Linked DNA regions of Homo sapiens: all the other regions are linked to region 1. Evidence: chromatin contacts called from ENCODE Hi-C or POLR2A ChIA-PET data. All regions are on one chromosome and are shown on one strand. Each heading gives the region's core, a stretch centred on a gene start or an enhancer-like site at or near the end of the contact. The rest is flanking DNA. Distances are from core to core; before and after follow the strand shown. Region 1 overlaps PSAP (prosaposin). Region 2 has its middle 44 kb from the start of SPOCK2. Region 3 overlaps CDH23 (cadherin related 23). Region 4 overlaps CDH23 (cadherin related 23).

Region 1 (3,239 bases), core at 740-3,239:
TTTCACTGGCTTCCCAAATGTGTGCCCAGCTTATAAACAGAAGTGACTGATGTTCCCTCCGGTTTTGAATGTGGAGTGTTTGTGTGTGTTCCTTTTTTAAATTAAGTTATTCCCTCAATAGTTTCCCCTTGGTTTTGTTTAACTGGTACTCACTACAAGTTTCTGGAATGGTTTGTTTAAAAATCAAGGCAACTCTCAAGGAACTGGCAACGTGCTCTGACTCTGGCCTCTAGGGAGCAGGGACAGGGGCAGGTGAAGAGCAGAGCCGACCTTCAGGTGCGCCTGACCTACTGCTGGCCCTGAGTCTTGGGGAGGATGAGGTGGGATCTTCCTTTATCCACTTTGCTTTCATTCTCTGGCCAAGATGGGTCATGGGAGTGCTGGGCCCCAAAGGTGTCATGGGCTCAGAGCTCATCAGAGAGGAACAAACTCTTCCAGCTGAAGGGTCACAGAAACATTAGGCCCAGATCTGGCTAACAGAATTTTATTGTTAAATCACAGAAACTTTAGTGCAAAACAAAAATCACGAAGTCCATTTAATAGCAACTTCATGTCCTGCTGGCTTTGCTTGCTGTCTCCTGGCAACCAGAAGTGGACAGAAGCGTGGGTGCCCAAGTGGGCCACAGACAGCTTCCAACCCCCACACCCCAGCATCCAATCCACACCCAGCAGACCCTTCGGCATGCCGCCCTCTACCAGGAAGCCAGAGGCCTAGGAGCTCGCCATCCATATTTATTTGAAAAGGTCAAAAGGAGCATCTATGAGACAAGGGAGGGGTGCAGGCTGAAGCAGCGCCTCAACAGCCAGGGACATGTAGGCAACACGAGCAGGCACAGCGCGGCCACCACTGTCCACACGCTCACACAAGCCAGGCCCGCAGGGCCTTCGGAGAGCTAGCAGGTTACATTCAGGCAGATGGCCCTCTTCCCACCCAAACCCACAGAACCCCAAACAAGGCATCACCAGGAAAGACACGGGAAAGCCAAATCACAGTTGAACCAGGGACAGAGAACCCTTGGCCCCACTGATGTCCCAAGCCACCAGCAGCTGCTTCCAAAATCCCTATGCTATTACAGTGGGAATTACATCATTTAAAAAGCCTGATTATTCCAGGCTTCTAATCTTTCATATAAAACTGCCTTTGTTTTGCTGCTTTGTTCAACTGAGAGGCCCAGGAAAGCGGGGAGGGTCCCTGATCAGGGCAGGAGGCCACCTCAGAAGCCCAGGCCCACCAGTGCCCAAGCACATGTCAGGGCTCAGAACAAGGCCTCAACCAAGAGGGTTGATGGCCTCCAGTCAAGAAACTGTGGCTCATGCCAGCAGAGCTCTCTCCTCCTCCAGCAGGCGCCATGCAAGGGCAGGCTAAAAGACCTCCAGTGCATCAACATCCATCTAGCAGAGAGAAAAGGGGCACTGAAGCAGCTATGTCTGCCAGGGGCTAGGGGCTCCCTTGCAGACAGCAATGCTACAATAAAGGACACAGAAATGGGGGAGGTGGGGGAGCCCTATTTTTATAACAAAGTCAAACAGATCTGTGCGTTCATTCCCCCAGACACACAAGTAGAAAAAAACCAATGCTGTGGTTTCTGCCAAGATGGAATATTCCTCCTCCTAGTTCCACACATGGCGTTTGCAATGCTCGACAGCCTGGTAGGAGAGAGGAAGCTGAGTTTAGTCTTCGGATGAAAAACTCCGTTCCCGGCCCATCAATGTATCAGATATCACCCCAAAACAGGACCTGTTCTCTTGTCCTAGGTCAGCTGGATGGCACCAGATGCTGAAGACCCAGGACAGGATCTCACTTAAAAACAGGGAACACGTGGCCATCAGAGTTTTGGGAACTTCTAAGGCACGAGTCCAGAGCAGCAGATGCCTGCAGCAGTTTGCAGATGAGTACCCACGCAGGCAGGGCTCAGGACCCTTCATCTACCTGCACCCGGCACCCAGCGTCCTGCTAGCAGCCTGCACACTAACTCCCAGGCAGAACCTCCTTGCCTGAGTTAGGCTACACACCAGCTCGGGCCTTGAGAAGCAGGCCCACATTTCCCCAGGACAGCAGCAGAACCAGCTGTGGGGTGGGGCTGGCGGTGGAGATGGGCTGGAGCCTAGCTGGAGGAAAGAGCTGGACATGGCCAGAATGGGGGCCCCCTGCCCCTCCCTGCAGTGGTCCGAAATGACACAACCGCCACTGACATGGTCACAGGGAAGCCCGGTGAGGAAGGAAAAGTTGCACAAAGCAACATTAAGTAACAGGGACCGAACCAAACATCCCCACCCAGGGAAGCAGCACAAGTCACCCAACTGGTGGCTGCCAGGCCAGGCCAGGGCCACAGTGCCCTAGGGCTGCTGGGCAGGGGCCAGTTCTCAGGGCCTTGAGTGAGGACTCGGGCCCGGCTTCAGCAAGGGCAAACATGTTCCCGGGGGACAGGACCTGGGCAAAGCTCTGGGCAATGAATCCCACAGACCTTGTACAATCCCTGGAGTGACCTTGTACAAGTCTGACACTGTCACAAGGGAAATGAAGACAAAAGCAACAAAGCAGAAGCAAAAAAATACTAAAAAAAATAAATAAATAAAATCCACCCCACCCTTCACTACAAGAGTGTAGTTCACCCTGTCTTTTCTAGGGGACCATGAGTAAGCCTAACCACCTCTCTGGGCCTCAGCTTTCTGATAACATAAAAGCAGGGTGGAGAGTTGATCACTGGGTTCCCATTAAAGCAGGATTCTCACACAGGCTACCCCAGGGCAAGACAGGCTGGTGACACTGTCTGCTGAGCTACTCACATTGCACTGGGCTGCTGTCTCTGTGTTCTGGCACCAGTAGCTTGGGCCCCATATACACTTCTCAGTTCCCAACAAGGGCTTATGGGCCGAGGGGCAGGCTCCAATTTTCTATATGGTGAGAAAAGGAAAGAAGAAAGGGGGAGAATGAGAGCTGCCCGATGTATCGCTTTCAAAACTAAGAAAACAGTTTCCAGAAGGAGCTAGGATCACAGCTCCACCACGCTCTTTCAGAACATCAGGGTTGCTGAGGAAAGCGATGGGGCTTGGGGGGCTGGCTCCCTACCTTCTTGGCTCTCCCGCAGCAGAACCCAGAGACTCCACCCCACGGCCAAGTCTCAGAGCAACCCTTCCGGGTCTCTGCAGCCCCCCAGGTTACAGCTGCCCGAGAGGACCACACCACCCAGTGAGGCTCACCAAGCACACGAAGGAAGGATCCATCACCTCCACCAGGA
Region 2 (3,901 bases), core at 779-3,278, 230 kb after region 1:
AAAGATGGAAGGAGCCCCCTCAGTGTCAGAGACCCCTCACCGTGAGGGTTCAGCTCTGACCCCCACTAGGGCGTGCAGAAGCAATGCCCAATCAGGAACAAGACCAGCACTTTAAATTAGACAGGACTCATTCAGAAAACTATGTCAGCAGAAAAACAGAGAATCTTCTCAAGATATCTCCAAGGGGTAGAAATTGGGGCATTTGGCTTTCCCCAGCTGATAGCAGTGTTTGGGTGGAAAGTAACATGCCTTCATATTCAGGTCAAACTGGTACAGATTCCTCAGCAGTTCCCAATGAACTCTACGGGGAATGCAAAGAATGTTCTAATGAGGAAGGGGTCAGGAGGCCTGGGCTCTGGTTCTCTGTTGCCAATTTGCTGTGTGATTGGGATGAGTCCTTAGCCCTCTCTGGGCCTCAGTTTCCTTGGCTGAACAGTAAGGAAGCTGTTTGGGGTGAGCTCTGGCAGGCAGGAGCCTACTGTCCTCACTCTCCTGCAGGGCTGGCAGGGAAGGGAGAGAGATAGGCTGGGTGAGAAAGGGTCTCTGGGGAAAGGAGGAGAAGAGGGGCTTTCCTGGGGCTGATAGAGGCAGGGGAGCATCCGTGCAGAGGTGACACGGGGCGCCGAGGGGGAGGTTCCGCTGTGGTTAGGAGCTGAGTTCAGAACTCACACTTGGGTTTGGATCCTGGCTGTGCTGTCTACTTGCTGGGTGACTTTGGGCAAGCAGCTTAACCTCTCTGGGTCTGTTTTCTTATCTGCAATATAGATGAAACGGCCATCCCTATCTCACGAGGGTGCTCTAATTAGATGAGGCAGGGCCTATGAAAGGCAAAGGTGGTCAGGATGATTGAGGGCAATGGCGCTTTGCGAGCTGATACTACCTTACAACAACCCTGAAAGGTGACACTGTCAATCCTTGAGCCCTGAAGAAATGGACAATCAGTGCAAGAAAGTGTCACCCAGCAAGAAAGTGAACAGGACCAAGCTCCCCTACTCCACGAGGGTTCCCCAGAGGCATGTACAATGGAAATTGACAACAGGAAAATCAGCAGCCCAGTCACCATTTGAAAAGAAGCTCATGGCCCGATGCAGTGGCTCACGCCAGTAATCCCAGCACTTTGGGGGCCAAGGCAGGTGAATCACCTGAGGTCAGGAGTTTGAGATCAGACTGGCCAATATGGTGAAACCCCATCTCTACTAAAAATACAAAAATTAGCTGGGCATGGTGACAGGTGCCTGTAATCCCAGCTACTCAGGAGGCCGAGGCAGGATAATCGCTTGAACCTGGGAGGTGGAGGTTGCAGTGAGCCAAGATCTTGCCACTGCACTCCAGCTTGGGCAACAGAGCGAGACTCTGTCTCAAAAAAAAAAAAAAGAAAAGAAAAAAAGAAAGAAAAGAAAGAAAGAAAAATGATGAAAGAACCACCCCCCACAAAAAAATGAAAGGGAGACAGACAGGAAAGAAAGGAGGGCAAGAAGGAAGGAAGGAGGGAGGAAGGAAGGAAGTGCAGACAAGCCCCTGACCCATAGCACTGCACACAGCCTCTTCCCAAATGCCCTGGTGCAACCATGCCAGGACGGCCTGGAGCAGCACCTGCTGGCCACTTCCCTGGCCGCACGGTGCTGGCATCCTCCCTGCAGTCCAGCAGCCGTCCTCCACTGGCCATAAAGGCCCCTTTCTCTGGTGGCTGTTTGTGTTGGGCCCTACCCACCTCCACGGGCAGCCTCCAGACACTGCTGGCAGGCACGAGGACACAGTCCCTGCCCGCTGCTGAAGGGCCGCCTTTGTGGACACATGAACCAGCCGGCTGGTGCACCCTGGCCCTTGGAAGCCAGCTGCTTCCCCCTCCTGCTCATCCAGGAGGTAAACAGGACCGACAGCCAGCCTCTGCCACGTTCCCAGCCCCCTCCCCACCCAGCTCTGCGAGGTCCTGAATCCAGGAATGAACACACAGCCCCTGTTCTTCCTCAACCCACAACATAAGTCACTGCTTCTCTGGCCAGGCAGCATGTATCACAGGCACCACTGACGCGTGCTGCCTGGAAACAGGGCCCAGTCCTGCTTCCGCAGGCCTCCTGGAGCTGTGGGTGAGGCAGGACCGGGATCCGCCTGGGGCCACAGCTAGGGACAGTTCCAAGGTGTATTTCTCATTTTTAAAACACTGCATGTATTTAAACATGCCCTGCCTTGTTCCAGAGAAGATCTAAAGCAGCTACAAGGACACATCAGATGCAACCAGTGTAAATGAAGACTCGGATGAAATGCTCAGAATGACTTTTTTTTTTTTTTTTAAGAGACAGGGTTTCACTCTGTTGCTCAGGCTGGAGTGCCGTGGTGGGATCCTAGCTCACTGCAGCCTCAAACTCCTGGGCTCAAGCAGTCTCCCTGCCTCAGCCTCCTTAGTAGAGACTATAGGTGCACGCCACCACACCAGGTCGAGATTTTGAGTATAGTTTAAAACAGAGGAACATCAGAAGCCATGTAAATGTTCAATGATAGGGAATTGATTAAATAAATTACAATATAGCCACACAATTCAATTCATAATATTTATTATGCAGTGATTAATACTGAAGTTATAGGTATAGAACCTAATTAATTTACTACTTATGTATTTATAGAACCTAATGGCAAGTTTGTATGTATAGGCCTAAGAGGATTTTTCCTCAAAGGGAGCTAGAAGTCTCATGACCTTCTTGAAATGACTATGGCCTCCAAGAAGTCAAGAGTCACAGTATAAACTCTATGTATTGTAAAATCCCACTTTTACGTATGTGTGTAGTCTGGGAGGCTGTACCACAAACTTCAAAGTGTCCTTATCTCTGAGTATTAGAATTGTGTATTTTTTCATCATTCTTCTACCAGCGTGATCTATGCCCTTATCATGGTAAGCCACAACTGTGGCCATACATCTTCAAGCAACCAAAGCAAAACCAAAAATGTGGTCAGTTACTATTTCCCAGTGTTCATAGGAGAAAATAAGTGACTGCTTTTGGCATTAAAGAGGGTAGAGAGTTCTCTGGAGAGGCAGGGCAACTGGGAAGGAGGCTGGCTCATAGAGTGTGAGGACAGGGTGCAGGGAAGCCTCGATGAGGGGCTGAGGCATCTGCAAATATCAGACAATCCATCTGTCCAGGGGAACACCTGGCAGCCTCCCTCGGCTGGCCCCATTCAGGAAAGGGGCTGACTCATTTCTTCAAAATAGGATAGAGTGAGATGGGGTCAGACACTCGCTGTTCGCTTCTTCATAAGAAGGACAGGTAGCAACATCGCAAAGAGTCAGCCAAGAGTTGTCGACTGTCTGGCACAAGTAGAAGAATATTTGGAGGTTACTGAAATCAGAATATACAGAAAGCTGTTCACTCCACCCAAGCCTAGGAGGGCTTTTCCACCAACCTCAGAGGAAAATCTACAGAACATATTCAAAAGTGTTCCAAATATCTATTGCTGAGTCACAAATCACCCCAGAACTTAGTGAACTAAAGTTCACAACAGCAATCCTTTTATTATCTCTCATAGTTTCTGAGGTCCAGGAAATCAGGATGGGCTCAGTTGGGTGGTTCTGGCTCAGGAAGGATCTCATAAAGTTGTAGTCAGATGGAGGCTGGTGTTGGAATGGCTCAAGACTGGAACAGCTAGGGATGGCCGAGTGTCTCTCTTCATATAGTCTCAGGGCCTCTCCATGTGGTCTCTTCATGTGTGACAGCTTGTGCTTCCTAACAGCATGGCAGCTTCAGGATGGCTAGTCTACTTATATGGCAGCTCGGGCCTCCAAGCCCAAGTATTCTAACTGACCAAGCAGAAGCTGCATCACATACTATAGGCTAGGATTGGAAGTCATCCGTGTTACTTCCATTGCTTTCTATTGGCTATGAGCAAGCAACAGGCCCAACAGATTCAA
Region 3 (3,901 bases), core at 392-2,891, 210 kb before region 1:
TTCCCGAGAAGCTTCATCCCTGGGCCCATCTTTCCCATGTCCCATTGCTGGATTGGAGCCAGAGGAGGGGGTGACAACACGTCCAGGATGACAGACAGCGCGTGCCCCCTCCTCCTGCCATGGGCTTTCTTCTCCTTGGGCGTCTGATCACCGTCCTCTTTGTTTTCTTAAGTGTCTCTCCCACTCCTTCCTCCCTCCCCCTCCTTCCCTGGGACAAGGCCTTTCAGATCATCAAATATCAAACACTGCTTATGCACAGACTGAGATGGCTTTATCGGGGCTGTAAATCTCCCTGTGCCCTGACCTCTCTTGAGTGCCAAGCCTCGGGTGAGTTATGTGGGCCCTGCCCAGTGACAGGCAGAACAGACAGCCAGCCCTCTGGGAGGCACAGGCTGGGGGACCTGGGGCACCTTGGCTCCCACTCTTAGCCCAAGGAGAGACCCCAGTTGAAGGGAAGCATGGGTGTTTGGGCCTACCTGCCCCAGGCCCCGGAGGTAACCGGGTGCCAAGCAGGCAGCAGGGGGGGCCTCCTTTTCCTGCTCTCCTTTTCCTCACCTTGCTCACCTCCTGGCCAGACTCCGGGCCCCAGGGCTGAGGGAGCACCAGTCCCACACAGGAGAGGCAAGGCCCATGGCAGCCATGAGGGCTATGTGAGACCCAAAAGACCCAGGTTCTAATCCCAGCATGGTCACTTAGTAACCATGTATCCTTGGACATGTCACTTCACCTGACAGTGCCTCAGTTTCCTCATCTGATAAATGGGTAGCAGTGCTGGCTTCACACGGTATTTTGTGGATCCAGTGAGGTCGTGCATGTGAACAAACATGTGAAGCGCTTGGTCAACAGGCAGAAGCACGCATCTTCCCCATCTCTCAGGGGCAAGCAGCATGTGGACTAAGCCTGTAGTCTCTAGAGGCAGACAGGCTGGCCTGGAATCCTGGCTCTGTGACTGGCCAGTGGTGTGACTTCAGGCAAATCATTTAATCTCTCTGTGCCTCTGTTTTCTCACCTGTAAAATGGGAATAACAATAATAATGGAAGGCCAGGCATGGTGGCTCATGCCTGTAATCTAAGCAACATGGGAGGCTGAGGCAGGAGGATCCCTTGAGCCCAGGAGTTTGAGGCTGCAATGAGCTGATTGTGCCACTGCACTCCAGGCTGGGTGACAGGGTGAGATCCTGTCTCTAAAAATAAAAAATAAATAAAAAGAATTTTAAAAGCTAAGAGTGGAATAATGACGATGCCCTCACAGGAGGAGGCCTTGAGGAGTAGCTGACCAACTCACATGAAGTGCTGAGCACCTCGTCTGCCACGCAGCGGGCCCACAAGAAACGTCAGCCCTTGTTATTGCCCCTTTTCTCTCTGCCATCACCCAGTCCATGCCCTCGTCACCAGCAGGCTTTCCTGCCTCCAGCCCAACCCCTGCAGGAGCTCCTCAGAGCCAGACAAAAATCCAAACTGCTTCCTCCTCTGGGCATCAGCCTCTCCTGACAGCTTCCTGTGAACTCTCTGCTTCTCCTGCTGGCTCCCCACCTGGGAAGCCATGGTCCCACCTCCACCCTTTTGCTCAGGCCAGTCTCCCCAGCAGGAGTGCCCTCTTCCTCCATACTTACCCCAGCCCTGCCCTCCTCCTCCAGCCTCCTGCAGAATCTTCCAGGGCCTGGCAAGCTGCCCTCAGCAGGACTGGGCCCCTTTTGGCACAGGTCCTATTTCCTCATCTAGACTAGATGCCACTTGGAAGCAGAGACCTCACCTTTCCAGTGCCTCGCAGCTCCTCTGTGAGCAAATTCCTTCCTTCATCCTAGCTGATGTAGCAAGACCAGGGCGGGAAAGGCCCCTGCCCTCAGGGAGATTAAATCTGGTGAATTGTTGTTAGTAATTGTGGTAACCCAGGGAGAGGAAGAATTACACATTAAAATGAATCAGTTTGCAAAGCAGCCTGCATCTAGCACCAACTTGGAACACAAAGACACACACCATCAAACACTGGGGGGTATTTTGGTGCAGTAAAATATGAATAACGTAAAATTTACCATTTTAAAGTGTGCAATTCCGCGGCATTAATTACATTCACAGTGTTGTACAACTGTCACCACTAGGAAGTTGTAGAACTTTGGGGATTATTTTTTAAAGGAACTTGTATTGACCTTTTTTTTTTAAAAAAAAAAAGAAAGACAACAAATGTAATTCAGATCAATCAAAAGAGAAAGTTGAAATGGCTGGAGCAATGGTTCTTCATTGGGGCGATTGTGCCTCTCAGGAGACATTTGGCAATGTCTGGAGATTATTTTGATTGTCATATCTGGGGGAAAGTGCTACCAGCATCTAGTGGGTAGAGGCCAGGGGTGCTGCTGAACAACTCACAATGCACAGGACTGCCTCCCACAACAAAGAATTATCCAGCCCCAAATGCCACAGTGCTGAGTCTGAAAACCTCTGTCCTAGCACTATCACTCAGATAATCTGTGTTCACATTTTGCTAACATTTCATTCCTTTTTTCTATGTGCACATTTTTTAAGCCAAAAAAAGTATCTTATGGAACTGTGCTGATCATTGTCCTTTTTTAAAACACATCATAAACACATCTGTTTTTTCAAGTTACAAGCATCTCTTCTGCAACGTTTTAGTGGCTTGCTGCATTTCATATCATAACTTATTTAATGAATCCCCTATTGTTGGACATCTAGGTTACCTCCAGTTTTTCTTACTAAACAGCACTATGGTGAACATCCTGGTGACTGCATTTATGGGCACATTCATGATTATTCCCTTTGAAGAAATTCTCTCCATGGCAGTGTAAAGGTTTTTCAGGAAATAGGTTCTTATTTCAGCCATAGTCCCTGGTGATGTCTTTCTGGTCCCCATCAAAACATCCTCAGAGGACCAGGGGCCGCCTCTCTGAGGCTTTCCATTTTACAGGGAGCCATGCACAGTGCATTGCTGTGGGTGGAAGAGTGTGGCTTGACCCTTAGCAAACTGGCATGATAGATTTCACTATCTTTGGCTACTCAAGTTAATGCTTCATAAACTGGAGCCAGTTATTAGCAAATTAATCAGGGTCCAGTTTGTAGCCTTATTAGGAGAGGTTATAATTTGTTGGTTTAAGTGAGCTTGATAAAAACTGTTGTGGTGTAAAATGCCTGTAAGACAAGCGGACTGCCGTTCACACCTACTTGAGGGACTGGAAGTTTGTCTTACCCTGACTGGACAGTAATAACTAATTAACTGAGATGGCTCAGCTCAAACAAACATAGCACTGTGGCTGCATCAGGAGGGTATTACAGCCCCAACTGGAATTACTAATTGGCTGATCCCTCCTCGTGGGCCCTAGTGCAGCTGTGGTGTCTTTATGATGTGTGACATCAGGAGTCACCCCAGTATCACTCTGCTCCTCAGCCTTTTGGACCAGTCTCAGAGTGGCCCTCAGACATTCCTGCTGTGGCCCATTCATCCATTCAGAAAACATTGATTGATCACCTGCTAGGCATCTGCTGGGCACTTGGGGAAACCAGTCCTGCCCTCCTGGGGCTTACATTCCAGTAGGGAGAAACAGACAATAAGAAACACATAAACAGATGGAAGAGAGGTTCAGAAAGTAGAAGTGCTTTGAAAGAAATAAAAGAGGATAATGGAGAGAGAGTGACAGGGGTGAGGGTGGGAAGGTGGGGGTAACTGGGGAGGAATCTGAGGAGTGACATTTGAATGGAGGCCTGAATGCACACAGAAGAGACCTGCAGGAAGAGGCTCCAGGCAGCTTGGGAAGCTTTGGGGAGGGGCGGTCTTCCCCCACCCCGACTGACCCAGGATCCTTATGCGGCAGCAGACTCTCGGCAGGCTGGTCCCCTCTCCTGGTTGAAAGCCGAGGTAACCCACACCGCTGGCTGCCATATGTTGATCGTG
Region 4 (3,901 bases), core at 749-3,248, 200 kb before region 1:
CCCCAAAAAACAAATTTTTTAATGTAGTAGTTTTAAAAGGTGGAAAAAACAGGTATAAAAACAAGTTCTAATATGTTCTCACACCCTAATGGATCACCTTGTATCCCCCTTTAGGGCAGGCACCTCCTTTTGGAGATGACTGTATGAATGAGATGCTCAGAAGAAAGTCCCATCTGTGGTTTCAGGAGAACCATAATGCCCAAGAGAAGAGAAATGTGGATACCAGCGTGGGGTCCAGGTCCAGTGACCACAGGCAGTGAGGGGTCAGCTGTGGGGCTGAGAGGATCAGGAGAGGTTCTATGGTGAGAGGGGCCTAGGGCTGCACCCAGAGGCACACAGGAAGATTGGCTGGCCACAGCAGGCCATAATCCAGGCAAGCAAGGATGTGTGCAGTGGGGAGGTAGGCCGGGACCCAGGTCTCAGAGGGCCTCAAATGCCAAGCCAAGGAATTGAGGCTTGATCTTGGAGGCAACCCAGAAGGAAGACAGCTTGTGTGGGGGCAGCACAAGCTCTGGAGTCAGACAGGGCCTGTGTTTCAGCCTGGCCTTGCCATGTACTAGCTGTGTGACCTCAGGTAAAGTAATGAGCCTCACTTTGTTCATTTGTTTAAAAAAACAAATAGAAAAGAAAGAGAATGCATCCATCAGCTTATATTGCAGTAACAAGTTAGGCCCCACATAAAAGTTGATTTCTCACGTGGACGACTAGGCTAGCACAGGTGGACAGGGAAACCCTACCCCGTGTAGTGGCTGAGGAGCATGATCTGCAGGTCCCTCGGTCCCTGCAGCAGGGAAGAGGCAGCTGGAAGGCTAAGTACCAGCTCTTCTGTGCTTCATCCCAGAAGTGGCTCCGTGACTTCTACCCAATGACTATTGGCCAGAACTAGTTATGTGCCCCCACCTCACCACCAGCAGGCCAGGAAGCGTGGGGAAGGTGCCGAGTAGTTGTCTCTGCCACAGAGAAGGAGGCATGTACAGGGCGTGGCACAGCGCCCAGTACGTTAGCCGTTGTCATCATTCAGGAGCCGCAGCTCCTGACCAGGCCTGAGTCCAGCGAGTGCCACCAGATGTAAGGCCGGAACCCCCCAGGACTGCTCACCCCAACTGGTTGGGGGCAATGTAACCCTGACACCTCCGATTTTATCTCAGGCTGCCTTTGCTAGAAGCACTTTCTGAAATGTCTGCAGGAATGCCCAGGAGTATCTGGGTCCAACCCGCCTCTAGTGACCGCCCCCCACCCAGGCTCAGCCATTGGCACACCCGCTGCAGTCAGGGCACCCAACCCCACCAGGGACCATTCCCTGCTCTCCATGGCTGTTTTCCCAAGGGAGCTGGTCAGTGTCTCTGACAGTGCAGGCCTGGCCTCCTCTTCTCCAGGGCACAATAACTTGCAGAGACAGAGCCAATGAGGAGAGGCAGCCCAGGAGCCCAGGCCACCCAACCCTGAGGTCACCTTGGCCATTTTCCAGCCTCCAGATGGGGCGGCCCCCAAACCATCCCTCATGTGGCACCGGGCTCATTCCTCAATAAGAGGGAGGGATGAGTTGCTTTCGGCCCAGCCCTGCTCTCGTGTATCTCATGTTCTTCTCTGGAGGAATCCGGAGCTGGCCGGGTGAATGCATCAGAGGACCAGTCTTGGATATAGGGGAGGCCCCATCATGATGGAGGATCAGGCCCAGGGACCCCCGTGTAGCATTTAGCCACATTGTCAACAGGAGCAAAAGAAGGACTGCAAAAGCAGTTAAACATTGCCTGAGTGTCCAGAGCCAGAAAAATCAGGGAACCACAAAGAGAAATCAGGCAACTGTTAGAGAAAAGATTTTTAGAAAAGTGTTGTTTCTTGCCAGTCCATTTCTGAGGAAAAAATACATCTGTTGGGATTTGTGTCTGGGTTGAAGGTGACTCTGGATTTGCTTGGTGTGGCAGGAAAATGTGTTCGTTGAGTAAATTCTCTGAAGGGAAGGGAGCCAGCAGAGCAGTCAGAACCCTCTGTCCCAGGCTCTGTGGAGCCACGTGACTCTCACATGCCCACGATTAGTGTGAGGATCCCACTAAATCTAACTCCTGATTGCACTGAATGGTGCACGGGGGTGGGGCATGCTTAGTTTGGCTCACCAGTGTAATCCAGGCCCTCATGCTCTGCCTGGAACGTTGATGGCACTCTGGAAATGAGCATTGGTTGAGTTAATGCATGGTTAAATGCCCAAGTATCAGCGAGATGGCCCAGGGCTTTTTCCAAACCAGGTCTGGCTGAGTTTGTGTAGCAAGGATGACCTCAGAAATCCTCTGCGGGGCAGTCGAGGGAGCTGATGCAAAACAGAAAGGGAAGGAAGAAGCAGTGTAACCTCTCCATAGGAACTCTGTGGCAGTCTCTCCTAATGAGGATGCTAATCGAATTCACTGCCGCCACCAGATCGAAGATTCTGCTCAGTCTCTCACTGAGTCTCAGACTCTGCTAGACCATTCACAACAACAAAGGTGCTTGAAAGCAGTCCTTTCTGTCTCCCAAGGACTCCATTCACATTGTCAAGTCTCACTGAGTAATTTCTTTTCCTTTGCCTGGCTATAGAAAACCCACAGACACCAGGGAAGGAAAGGACAGGGTGGGCTGAAACCAGCAACAACCCATTTGTACCTTGTGACAGTTGAGATGCAAATAGCTGGTTGTGATGCAAATCAGAAAAAAAAAAATCCAAAAGGCAGAAGCCCCAGAAGTCAGCCTTGGTGTTGGGAGCTCATCTCTGAGTTTCAAATTAAAGGTTGTGGCAGCCTCATTCCCCTGCACCTGGTGGCTGGGCGTTTTCTTGTGTCTTCCTTGGTGTTCTGGGGAGCCACGGTGAATCGGCAACTCACTCACCCACCTGGAGTCCTATAATGTATATATCCTTAAACCCCCTGTGCCGCCCTTGCCCCCAACATATTCTTTGTATTTTCTCCACTTGGGTCAACTTTTCCTCTCCTGGCCTTGCCTGCAGCCCTCCCCTGCCTCACCTCATTAACATGCCTGGAAGCTGAGTCAGCCACTGGCAGTCCTGTTTTCCCTTCTGCATGGGGACAGTTTGTTGCGCGGGTTGGAATTTTCTGTTCAGTTGTCCTAGAAAACGTTCCTCCACTTAGGCGCCAGTGGATTACCTCTGTGTGGCATCCCCCTCCGAAGAGTCAGACTAGCAGAAGGGGGCGGGGGACGGAGGCAGGGTGGCTCGGAGACCATCCACACCTCTGGGTGCCTTACAAATCCCAGCAAGGGGTATTGTTCTTAAATAGTTGTTTCATTATGCACGACCCCTCCCCGCTGACCCAGATAGCTGAAAACTGACAGTTCCTCTCATCCGCTGTCAGGAGAAATACCATTTGCGGATGTCCTGCCTTCCTTCTCCAGAGCTGGGAGCATTTGATCCACTTTCCTCTGCCTCACTCCTGACCCCCAGCTTCTCAGAACACACTTGCTGCTGTCCTTGAGAATATTTTGTGCAGAGGAGAGGGATCGGGGTAGGGATTGGGACACCACTCTCTTCCCCACCCCAGAGAGGCCTCAGCTGCCAGATTCTGGCTGCTTCTGGGAATTGGAATATTTCAGAAAGGCCTTCGGGCCTCATTAATTTGCCGAACCCCTGGCCTTCCTGAGGGACTATGCTGAAACTTACGCAGGTTGGGGGTTAGTTATTAATTCAAGCAACAAGTGTTATGTGCACCAACTATGTGCCTGCCACTGTGCTAGGTCCTGGGGGGACTGAGCTGAAGATGTAGCCTCTGCCCTCCCAGAGCTTATATTTCCTTCCAGTGGGGAGACAGAATTGCAGTAGAAATGGATGTTCAGAACTCTATAAACAGGGTGAGTGAGTGACAGGGTGGGATAGGGTGATTCCTGACTGTGGTCCCAGAAAGCCTTCAGAAAGGTGCTG

Evidence for each region. Hi-C counts contacts between places; a loop is a spot of excess contacts on that map. ChIA-PET counts read pairs that join two places held with the same protein, here RNA polymerase II (POLR2A). Pooled maps may share reads with other maps.
Region 2: a loop to region 1 is called in a map of dorsolateral prefrontal cortex, with 2.1 times the contacts of the local background. The contact joins two enhancer-like sites. A Hi-C loop is called at or near these places in 1 of 168 maps with a recorded cell type or tissue (dorsolateral prefrontal cortex), 1 of 37 single-sample maps with no recorded cell type and 4 of 50 pooled maps. POLR2A ChIA-PET finds 5 or more read pairs at or near these places in 2 of 52 experiments (MCF 10A and activated CD4-positive, alpha-beta T cell).
Region 3: a loop to region 1 is called in a pooled map, with 2.3 times the contacts of the local background. The contact joins two enhancer-like sites. A Hi-C loop is called at or near these places in 2 of 168 maps with a recorded cell type or tissue (CD8-positive, alpha-beta T cell and mammary epithelial cell), 3 of 37 single-sample maps with no recorded cell type and 13 of 50 pooled maps. POLR2A ChIA-PET finds 5 or more read pairs at or near these places in 2 of 52 experiments (B cell and HEK293).
Region 4: a map with no recorded cell type shows a loop between it and region 1 (2.4-fold over the local background). The contact joins two enhancer-like sites. A Hi-C loop is called at or near these places in 2 of 37 single-sample maps with no recorded cell type and 5 of 50 pooled maps.

Annotation. Positions count from the first base shown.
Region 1 is chr10:71,815,830-71,819,068 of GRCh38, forward strand. It overlaps PSAP (prosaposin), which reads right to left. Exons shown (of 14, transcript NM_002778.4): 12 at 3,202-3,239; 13 at 2,788-2,895; 14 at 469-1,647. The coding sequence ends at 1,612. CDH23 (cadherin related 23) reads left to right here. Exons shown (of 70, transcript NM_022124.6): 70 at 1-118. Among named protein-coding and RNA genes, the nearest start is that of MIR7152, 27 kb to the left of the region's middle. Within about 2 kb of position 1,990, at least 13 of the 41 ENCODE cell types and tissues checked have a DNase peak (open chromatin) inside an H3K27ac peak, as active enhancers do; they include dorsolateral prefrontal cortex, where a contact is called at or near this core.
Region 2 is chr10:72,042,908-72,046,808 of GRCh38, forward strand. No RefSeq gene overlaps it. Among named protein-coding and RNA genes, the nearest start is that of SPOCK2, 44 kb to the right of the region's middle. Within about 2 kb of position 2,029, at least 14 of the 41 ENCODE cell types and tissues checked have a DNase peak (open chromatin) inside an H3K27ac peak, as active enhancers do; they include dorsolateral prefrontal cortex, where a contact is called at or near this core.
Region 3 is chr10:71,603,095-71,606,995 of GRCh38, forward strand. All of the region lies in intron 9 of CDH23 (cadherin related 23), which reads left to right. Among named protein-coding and RNA genes, the nearest start is that of CDH23-AS1, 93 kb to the left of the region's middle. Within about 2 kb of position 1,642, at least 2 of the 41 ENCODE cell types and tissues checked have a DNase peak (open chromatin) inside an H3K27ac peak, as active enhancers do.
Region 4 is chr10:71,619,338-71,623,238 of GRCh38, forward strand. All of the region lies in intron 11 of CDH23 (cadherin related 23), which reads left to right. Among named protein-coding and RNA genes, the nearest start is that of C10orf105, 98 kb to the right of the region's middle. RefSeq lists an enhancer at 2,871-3,474. Within about 2 kb of position 1,999, at least 12 of the 41 ENCODE cell types and tissues checked have a DNase peak (open chromatin) inside an H3K27ac peak, as active enhancers do.